3 separate regions of the Homo sapiens genome follow, and all the other regions are linked to region 3. The links are chromatin contacts, found by Hi-C or POLR2A ChIA-PET in ENCODE. All regions are on one chromosome and are shown on one strand. Each heading gives the region's core, a stretch centred on a gene start or an enhancer-like site at or near the end of the contact. The rest is flanking DNA. Distances are from core to core; before and after follow the strand shown. Region 1 holds the start of LINC02295 (long intergenic non-protein coding RNA 2295). Region 2 has its middle 37 kb from the start of LINC02295. Region 3 has its middle 270 kb from the start of LINC02914.

The links. Hi-C counts contacts between places; a loop is a spot of excess contacts on that map. ChIA-PET counts read pairs that join two places held with the same protein, here RNA polymerase II (POLR2A). Pooled maps may share reads with other maps.
Region 1: a map of CD4-positive, alpha-beta memory T cell shows a loop between it and region 3 (10-fold over the local background). The contact joins the promoter of LINC02295 here to the enhancer-like site in region 3. A Hi-C loop is called at or near these places in 2 of 168 maps with a recorded cell type or tissue (CD4-positive, alpha-beta memory T cell and naive thymus-derived CD4-positive, alpha-beta T cell) and 6 of 50 pooled maps. POLR2A ChIA-PET finds 5 or more read pairs at or near these places in 1 of 52 experiments (activated naive CD4-positive, alpha-beta T cell).
Region 2: a pooled map shows a loop between it and region 3 (3-fold over the local background). The contact joins two enhancer-like sites. A Hi-C loop is called at or near these places in 3 of 50 pooled maps. POLR2A ChIA-PET finds 5 or more read pairs at or near these places in 2 of 52 experiments (CD4-positive, alpha-beta memory T cell and naive thymus-derived CD4-positive, alpha-beta T cell).

Annotation. Positions count from the first base shown.
Region 1 is chr14:98,134,732-98,137,431 of GRCh38, reverse strand. LINC02295 (long intergenic non-protein coding RNA 2295) reads right to left here and starts at 1,445. Exons shown (of 3, transcript NR_184268.1): 1 at 1,235-1,445. All of the region lies in intron 1 of LOC105370655 (a long non-coding RNA gene), which reads left to right.
Region 2 is chr14:98,172,120-98,174,819 of GRCh38, reverse strand. No RefSeq gene overlaps it. Among named protein-coding and RNA genes, the nearest start is that of LINC02295, 37 kb to the right of the region's middle. Within about 2 kb of position 1,344, at least 4 of the 41 ENCODE cell types and tissues checked have a DNase peak (open chromatin) inside an H3K27ac peak, as active enhancers do.
Region 3 is chr14:98,983,487-98,986,186 of GRCh38, reverse strand. No RefSeq gene overlaps it. Among named protein-coding and RNA genes, the nearest start is that of LINC02914, 270 kb to the right of the region's middle. RefSeq lists an enhancer at 666-1,284. Within about 2 kb of position 1,331, at least 4 of the 41 ENCODE cell types and tissues checked have a DNase peak (open chromatin) inside an H3K27ac peak, as active enhancers do.

The DNA.
Region 1 (2,700 bases), core at 196-2,695, 850 kb after region 3:
TTGTCCCCACATGATTAGCAGGGGCCCCCTCCACCCCCTTCCATCAGCAAATATACACCTCACTCCCATCTCCCTCCTTATCTTCCTGCAAGAAAGGGTTGGGAGACAAAGAGGGGGCCAGCAGTGTGGGGCCCTGGGTTAGGAGAGATGTCCAGTATCTGCCCTCCCCAGCCCCAGCAGGATGCTGCAGCCTCGGTAAAATGCCTCCCCCACCATTTTCTTTCCATGAGCTGCTCTTTCTCTCTCCCCTCCTGGCTGTCGCCTTATCTCCTCCTCTCCCCTTTTAAATGCAGATAATAGAATAAGGCAAACAGCTTATGTCCGCAAAATTCCTCTGAAATTGCCCCCTAACATGCATACCCAGAGCTGGCCTTGATTGACATCAAGTGCAGTAATTAAAAACCCTGCCAGCTGACATAGGTGAAGGTTTATTTATAATTACACATTTTTAGGATGGCTCGTCCAGGGTCGGTGCATTTAAAAAGATAAGTCGGCCACAGCTCTGTTACTCCCCCAATTATAGATTTGAATGGTGGGAGTTTATAATGGGGGCGGGGAATTCTGCTTTGCAAAAAAAGGAATTATTTGTTCATAAAACCAGGAGGCCAGGGTACGAAAGTCTGATGGCAGAGCCTTTGTCTAGAAAGCTGTGGGAGAGAGAGTGTGTGTCTGTGTGTGTACCTGTGTATGCCTGTGTGTGCATGGGTGTGTGCACCTGCATGTGTACCTGGGAGTGTGTGTGTCTATCTATGGGTGTGTGTGGGCCTGTATGTGTACATGTGTGGGTCTGTGTGTATGGATGCATGCACCTGTGTGTATACATGTGTGTGCCTGCATGCACATGTGGGTGTATGGAAGGGGAGTCATGCGGTGAAGCAGAAAACACCTCCCTCTCCCTGTGCTTAAACACAGAGCTATACTCACAAATCATTTCCCTGCTTGCTTTATCTAAAATGTTAAAAATCTTGCCCAGCTTCAAATCCAAGACTATCAGATCTGACATTCCTAAGAACCCACTGTGAAAGAGGATTCCTCCGTGGGAGCCCAGGGAGCTGGGACAGGAGCTTCTGGGAGGACTGTGTGGGCATAGAGTTCCTAGGAGGCGGAAGCTGCCTGCACACAGCAGGGTGTTTGACACCCATGGGGCAGTGCCCAAAAGCAGCAGCCAGCAGGTCCCCTCTCCCCAACATCCGCTTCTCATTGTTGCCTTTTTTTAGAGCTTGGTATCACTTACCCAGAGGGGCAGAGCCGGCCATATCAGACTGTGCATCTCACGTGTGTGGTTTCTTGGGCCCCACAGCTGGAGACAATGGCAGGAGCGGCCTTGGAGAGCCCCGATTGTCACCTGGCGTCTTGGCAGGCAGCTGAACCCAGAAGTAAACTGAGCCAGGCAGGGAGCTACAGGTGTTAAAGGTACCAGAAAGCAAGGCTCGAAAATCAGATATGAGAGAAAAGGGGAGCAACAGGAAGCCTTTGTATAGGGGGTGCCACTGCATTTCAGACATGCCTGGCCAGGGGGCACAGGGCACAGGGCTTGTCCAAGAAGACAGGATGCAAAACCCACTGCTGACCAGGGAGCCAAGAGCTGTGAAAGGGTCTAGGTGGGTCACCCAGAACAGTCCCTCTGCCCCAGAACGCTGCACAGAGAGATTGCCTGGAAGGAAGCAGGTCCTTCCGATTAAGTGGCAGAACCCTACTGAGAGAAATAAAAGTGAGGAATGGTGAATTCGGCACCACTTGCCAGACCAATGGGCTTCATCAATTAATCACAGCCAAATAATCACCACCTACATTAAAGAATAATACATGAAAAGGACAGGAGCCTCACTGTAACTTATTCAGAAAGGGCTGCCTCCCTAATCCCTCTGAGTCCTGACATGTTAACAGGGTAGCGACTAATTAGATGTCAAAAATTCATAAGCGCTCTTTAATATTGCATATATCTGCAGCCGACATTTCAATATGAGAGTTGTATACACAGAAGTCACTATAGCATTAAAACACAGTGGGGTGGAAGAAATAAAAGGGAACCAATAAAAACAATGTCCCTTAAAAACCCCAGAGAGTGCCAGCTTTGGAAGTGTGTACTTTCTTATTCAGAAAAGGTATCACCTTAATAAGAATTATAGGCAAAGGGGTTTCGCTGCTCTGTGCTGCATGGACAGAAAGGGGGTGAGGAGACGAGCTTATCAAAAGCACTGCCAGGTAAATAGTAATTTATTGTGCATGCACAATGAACATTACCCAGTGTCCTGACACTGGGTGATAATGAAAGGCATGTTATTGTGGAATCCACTGAGGGAATTTCCACTCCCCCCGCTCCCTTCTCCCCTTCTCCTCTTGTCTCTCTTGAGCAAAGAAGCCGTGATGGGTCCTGGCAGCTTCTGCCTGTTTCAAGCCATTTCACATAATATAGAAAGCACCTGAAGTTTAGTGGATTAAGTAAGTGAGTTAGTTTGCCAGCTTGGTGATATATATGTTGCTTGCATGTGAACTTATATTTCAAATGCTGGGGACTATATTTTTATGAAACAAGCCTTTTCCTGTCGGAAGAATTATAGGAATGTGATATAATACAAGGCAGTGAGATTAAAAACAATGCATCATAGCAGAGAGAAAATGCACTGTTTTATGACTTGCATCCGTTAATTGAACCTCTCAGGAATCAAGAGAAGGGCTCTGCAGGAACCTGCTGGAAAA
Region 2 (2,700 bases), core at 95-2,594, 810 kb after region 3:
CTCTGACCCCTATAATTGCCACTATCCAAGGGTGTCTACAGGATACACCTTCAAAGTGGGACTACAGATTTGGTTTGCAGGCCCACGATCTGTTTTCAGAAACCTTTGAAACCACATGTAATTTAGAAATCAGAATTTGGTACATTTAAAATAATATGTCTCATAATTACATATCGTAGAGCATCTTGCAGAGGAGTCTAGGACAGCACTTAGGGATAGAACACAACATTTTTGCAGTGAAATAAATGACTGTTTACATTACATGAGAAAAATAAAGACTATAAATAGCCTTATATTAGTTCTATCAGTTCAGGTCAGGTTTTACCACCAGATTAATGATAAAAACTACTTTTGGTTTTGCAAAACTTCTTTGGAATCATGACTATAAGATTATAGGCTGGAACAGAATAAGTCTCAAGAGAAGGTCTTTCTTCTTTTCCATAGGTGGACCACACATATGGCAACCAAGAACCACACACAGTTTCACTTTATCAATTAGGTGTTGTTCACAAGTAGGGCATGCATGGAAAGCAGAGAACATTCTTCAACCAAGTTGTTGAGGGCAGACTGCTGTCAGCCTGGCCAGGTTTAATTTGGGGTGATGCCCTCATGGGTGTGTCACCCAACCTCAATGTGCATAGCAGTCATCCTAAACTCTTCTTAGGGAGGCCCCTTGGCCGGAATAAAAGATCAGCCCAGGGACCGATGCACAGTAAGTGTTCCCTAATGTTGCCTAAGATTGCTATTACCCAGAAGAGGCTTCATGGCACTCACATTAAACCTACATTAAGTAAGCAGACGCATAGACCGTGGGCATTCAACAATTGGTAACTTATTTCTCCAAGCCTTTCTCTAATCAGGGTCTTTGCAATGCAGTGCATTTAATGTGAAGCAGTGTTCAGATGTGCATTTCCCACCCTCCAGCCAGTGCACAGCTCTCCACTATTAAAGCTCATGCACCACCCTCTTTAGAAACACAGAGGGTAGAGTCAGGTAGAAATCACAGGAGACAGGGCTTTTTCTAGGACTTTAGTTAGGTACGTCTTCTCCAAAATTCTGGAAGAATCTTTCACACCACTCAAGACAGCTCATGAGAAAAAAAAGCATCTCTTTATATTTAGACCGGCGATCTCACCGCAGGTGCCCCACTTGTGTGGGAGACAGGCTATTTTTTTTTCTAGGCCCCAAGAAAACTTCTCCCTCCTCCCATCTGATAGGGTTGCTGCTACTTCCTTTACAGTGCAAAGATCAGAGGGGCAGCTCCCATCCCCCACCAGTGTGGCGAAGGAAGAGGGCAAAAAACAGGCCAGGTTTTCACAAAGGAAGACCAGAAGCTGCAATGATGTAACGAAGTACAGTGCATGCCAGTTCATGGGCAGGCAGGAAGGAAGGCAATCGCAGGCTTTGAGGCAGGGCACCTGCCTTCTACTTGTCTGATTTTAGCAGCTGGAAGACAAAAAATAACTTGGGCTTCCTGCAGCGTGAGCTCCTCAGTAATCCCCTCTGAGATGGGGTGGGTATGGAGTCTCCTCATATGGAATCACAGCTCAGAAAGGATTTGCTGCCTCAGTTTTCTCATCTGTAAAGTGCGTGGCTGATGACCACTTCACAGGACTGTGAGGAGGTAATAATCTTAAGTATAAGAAAGAATCTAACATATAGCTAGGGAGCAAATGAACTAAGGATTCCTAAGCTCGTGATTTTGCAATCATTTCATTTGATCCTTTCCAATCTATGGCACTGATTACTTTTATCTCTATTTATCAATAGAGAGATGAAGACACAATATGCTCAAATGATTTGCCCAAGTCATGGGTAAAACCAAAGCCAGTGTTGGTTCTTTCTGACTCTGAACATACATTAATTAATTTCATTCATTATGCTAATTGTAAAACTGAAGCTAAAATGATCACAAAGAAACACTGATCGGTAACTATAACAGTAAGAATGCAATTATTGTTCTGATCAAAGAGTCCATCTTTGCAAAGACTATTATTGCAAGAAAATATTACATGTTCCTATTTTTATAAGTAAGCACCCTTCCTAGCTCAGGGTAGAGGGTCAAGAATTAACTGTTGACTTAATTTGCATCCAGACTGCAACCTTTTTGTGGGCATCTGGGCCAATGTGCAAAGATGGACTTGCCCTGCAGATGGCATGACCCTGGAGCATTTCAGGTTCTCTACCTGGCTGAGTCTCTGGGCCTAGGAGGGGAAGAGGTTAACTTTCGAGACCTTTGAGAATGGGGACCTGTGTCTTTAATAGATTGGCCTGCTCCTGCCTTCTCAGGGCAAAGCGCAGCAGCTGGGCTGCCCCCCAGGCCCAGGCCTCCTGTTTTGCACAGCCTCTAAAGCCAGCGTGGCTCTGCCCTGGGAGTCTCCCGGCCACAGGTGAGGTTCCTTGGCCCCAGCAATGCCCAGGGGGCCAATCAGGCTGGGCCTGCATGAGGTAAGATGGAGAATCACCCTGTGTGCTCTGGGCTCTCTCAGAAATCTCAGCAGATCAATGTCACCGTGGCTTTAATTACCCCTCCTAGGCCTCATCCTTATTTCATGGCCTTTAATATGCCTGGTAGGCAGCTGTGGACACACAGATAAACAGCCACCCACCATGGCCTGGCCGGAGGTGGTGCCCACTGTGGCCTCCTAGGCCAAGGGACGGTGGTCTGACAGGGCCCTAGCCCTGCCCAGTGCAGAGCAT
Region 3 (2,700 bases), core at 82-2,581:
GAAGGGGTTGAGGGGTACTTGCCCCTGCCCCAGGAAAGCGGGACTTGCCGCTAAGGGTGAAGGACCAAGGCAGGCGTCCCTGCGTGGTCTGACACCCTTGAAACGTGAGTGTATAATCAGAGAGGCATCCCTGCAATGATTAAACACCAAGGGAAGGCTGCCTTCCCAGTCCGTGACCGGCGCCGGAGTTTTGGGTTCATGGATAAAATATGTCTCTTTTGTCTCTACCAGAAAATGAAAGGAATTGAAATTAAGAGAAGGGAGAGATTGAAGTGTGGCGCCAAGATTGAAAGGAGAAAGAGGTTGAGGGATAGTGAGGGAGGTTGGAGAAGAGAGTAAAAAGAGGCCACTTACCGGATTTGAAATTGGTGAGATGTTTCTTGGGCTGGTCGGTCTGAGGACCTGAGGTCATAGGTGGATCTTTCTCATGGAGCAAAGAGCAGGAGGACAGGGGATTGATCTCCCAAGGGAGGTCCCCCGATCCGAGTCACGGCACCAAATTTCATGCACGTCCCTGTGAAGAGACCACCAAACAGGCTTTGTGTGAGCAATAAAGCTTTTAATCACCTGGGTGCAGGCGGGCTGAGTCCGAAAAGAGAGTCAGCGAAGGGAGATAAGGGTGGGGCTGTTTTATAGGACTTGGGTAGGTAAAGGAAAATTACAGTCAAAGGGGGTTTGTTCTCTGGCGGGTAGGAGTGGGGGTCGCAAGGTGCTCAGTGGGCAGGAGTGGGGGTTGCAAGGTGCTCAGTGGGGGTGCTTTTTGAGCCAGGATGAGCCAGGAAAAGGACTTTCACAAGGTAATGTCATCAGTTAAGGCAAGGACCGGCCATTTACACTTCTTTTGTGGTGGAATGTCATCAGTTAAGGTGGGGCAGGGCATATTCACTTGTTTTGTGATTCTTTAGTTACTTCAGGCCATCTGGGCGTATACGTGCAGGTCACAGGCGATGCGATGGCTTGGCTTGGGCTCAGAGGCCTGACAGAGGAGACACTGGGAAATCTAGGGGGAAGGACATTTGAGCTGGGCTTCTGCAGGACAGCCAAGAGCTCACCAGATGGTGGAAGACAAGGTACTTGCTACCTATAGTTTCCCATGGCCTCTGCTCCAGGCTAGGCCCTACAAGGGAGGACCTCCCTAAAGTTTCAGTTTGGGGTTCTTATTTTAATTTGTGGTGCCTGTGATGCGGAGTTCTGAGGAGAAGACCTAAAGGAAATTGCTGTTTTGAGCCTGTTGGGCTGTGTCCCCAGTAGGTGCAGATGTTCTGATAAGGTGTGGTGATCGTGACCTCACAGAGCCGCTCTGCCAGGAGATAAGGGCAGATGAGTTGCAGAAAGAGCTTCCTGTCGTGGGCTGATTGGCTGGCGGGGTGGATCTGAAGCTGCGGCTGGGCCAGCCCTGCAGAGGCCGCTGACTGGGTCAGTGAAGTGCTGAGGCTGCACTTCTTGCTCTACCCTCCATGGCTGCATCTCTGGGTCACCTCGTCCATGGAGGACCCCTTTGAGACACGCGGGGGCAAAAGAGAGAACAGTGTTTTAGGGGATCCTTAGAGCTGGTTTCAGTCTTGCCTATGTTATTAGTTAGCTATGCGGTTGTAGCAAAGCCACCTTGCTACTCTGAGCATCCTTCCCCCATCTATAAAATGGAGTTATCAGTCCCAACTTCAAAGGACTATTGGTGGCGTTCAGCAGTCAGTGAACCCGAAGTTCCTACGAGGGCACCGGGTGTAGAATAGATGCTCAATCAAAGGTGGCTACACTTTGTGTCATCGCCCTATTCATCATGATTGTCCCATCACTCATTATCCTGGTCTGATTTTGGCTTCTGCTCTCTGGAGAATCTTTCTTGAGCTCTGTAGCCTTGCACCAAGCTCTGGGATTTCAGCTATAATCAGTCTTATATACAGTGCCCTGCCTGGAGCTTCCAGGCCAGGAGAAGAGACTGGGCTTAACAGTTGATCAACCCCATATGTCACGAGTAGGGTGAGCTCTGTGGAAGTAAAGTCTGTGGGTGGGGAAGTGGCCTATGGGGTCTCACCCAGACCAGCCAGAGATGTTCCACCAGGAGCCTTCAGCCTGGTAAGCAGCAGGGCAGGGGGTGTGACTCCAATCTGGATCTGCCTGACTCTGAAGACGTTGTGCTCTTTGATAGCTATGCAATGAGGTCACCATGCTCTAGGAACCAACATTTGTCCTATTTGGTGTCACCTCAGTCCTTTGGGTTCAGTCCTCAAAATAGGTAAACGTCAGAAGTCATCCCTTTCCTTTTTGGTTTGTCAAAATGCTGCAGGCTTTTTGCTCTTCCTCCCTCCCTCCCTCCTTCTTTCCTTCATTCCTTCTTTTCTTTCTTCTTTCGTTCCCTTTCTCCTTTCCTCCTTCCCTTTCTTCCCTTCCTCCCTCCCTTCCTATTGATGCGGCTTCACAATGTGAAACTGTGTCCCTGTGAGTACACGATCTGTACGTGTTGCTGGGGCACTGTACTTGAGCTCCGATATCATCCCTCCTCTGTGTGCACCATGAAAACCAGTTTGCTACCTGGAGGAGTCCAGACACCTCAAATGTCAAAGGAAGCTTCTCTTTCTGTTTCTGTCTCTTCCCTCTTCTGTGGGAGGGGCCACAGCTTGAGGAAAGGGCCCATTTTGGGGGCCAAGGAATTATTCAAGGGGGCCAGGGAATCAATTTTTACTCATCTACTAAGGAGCA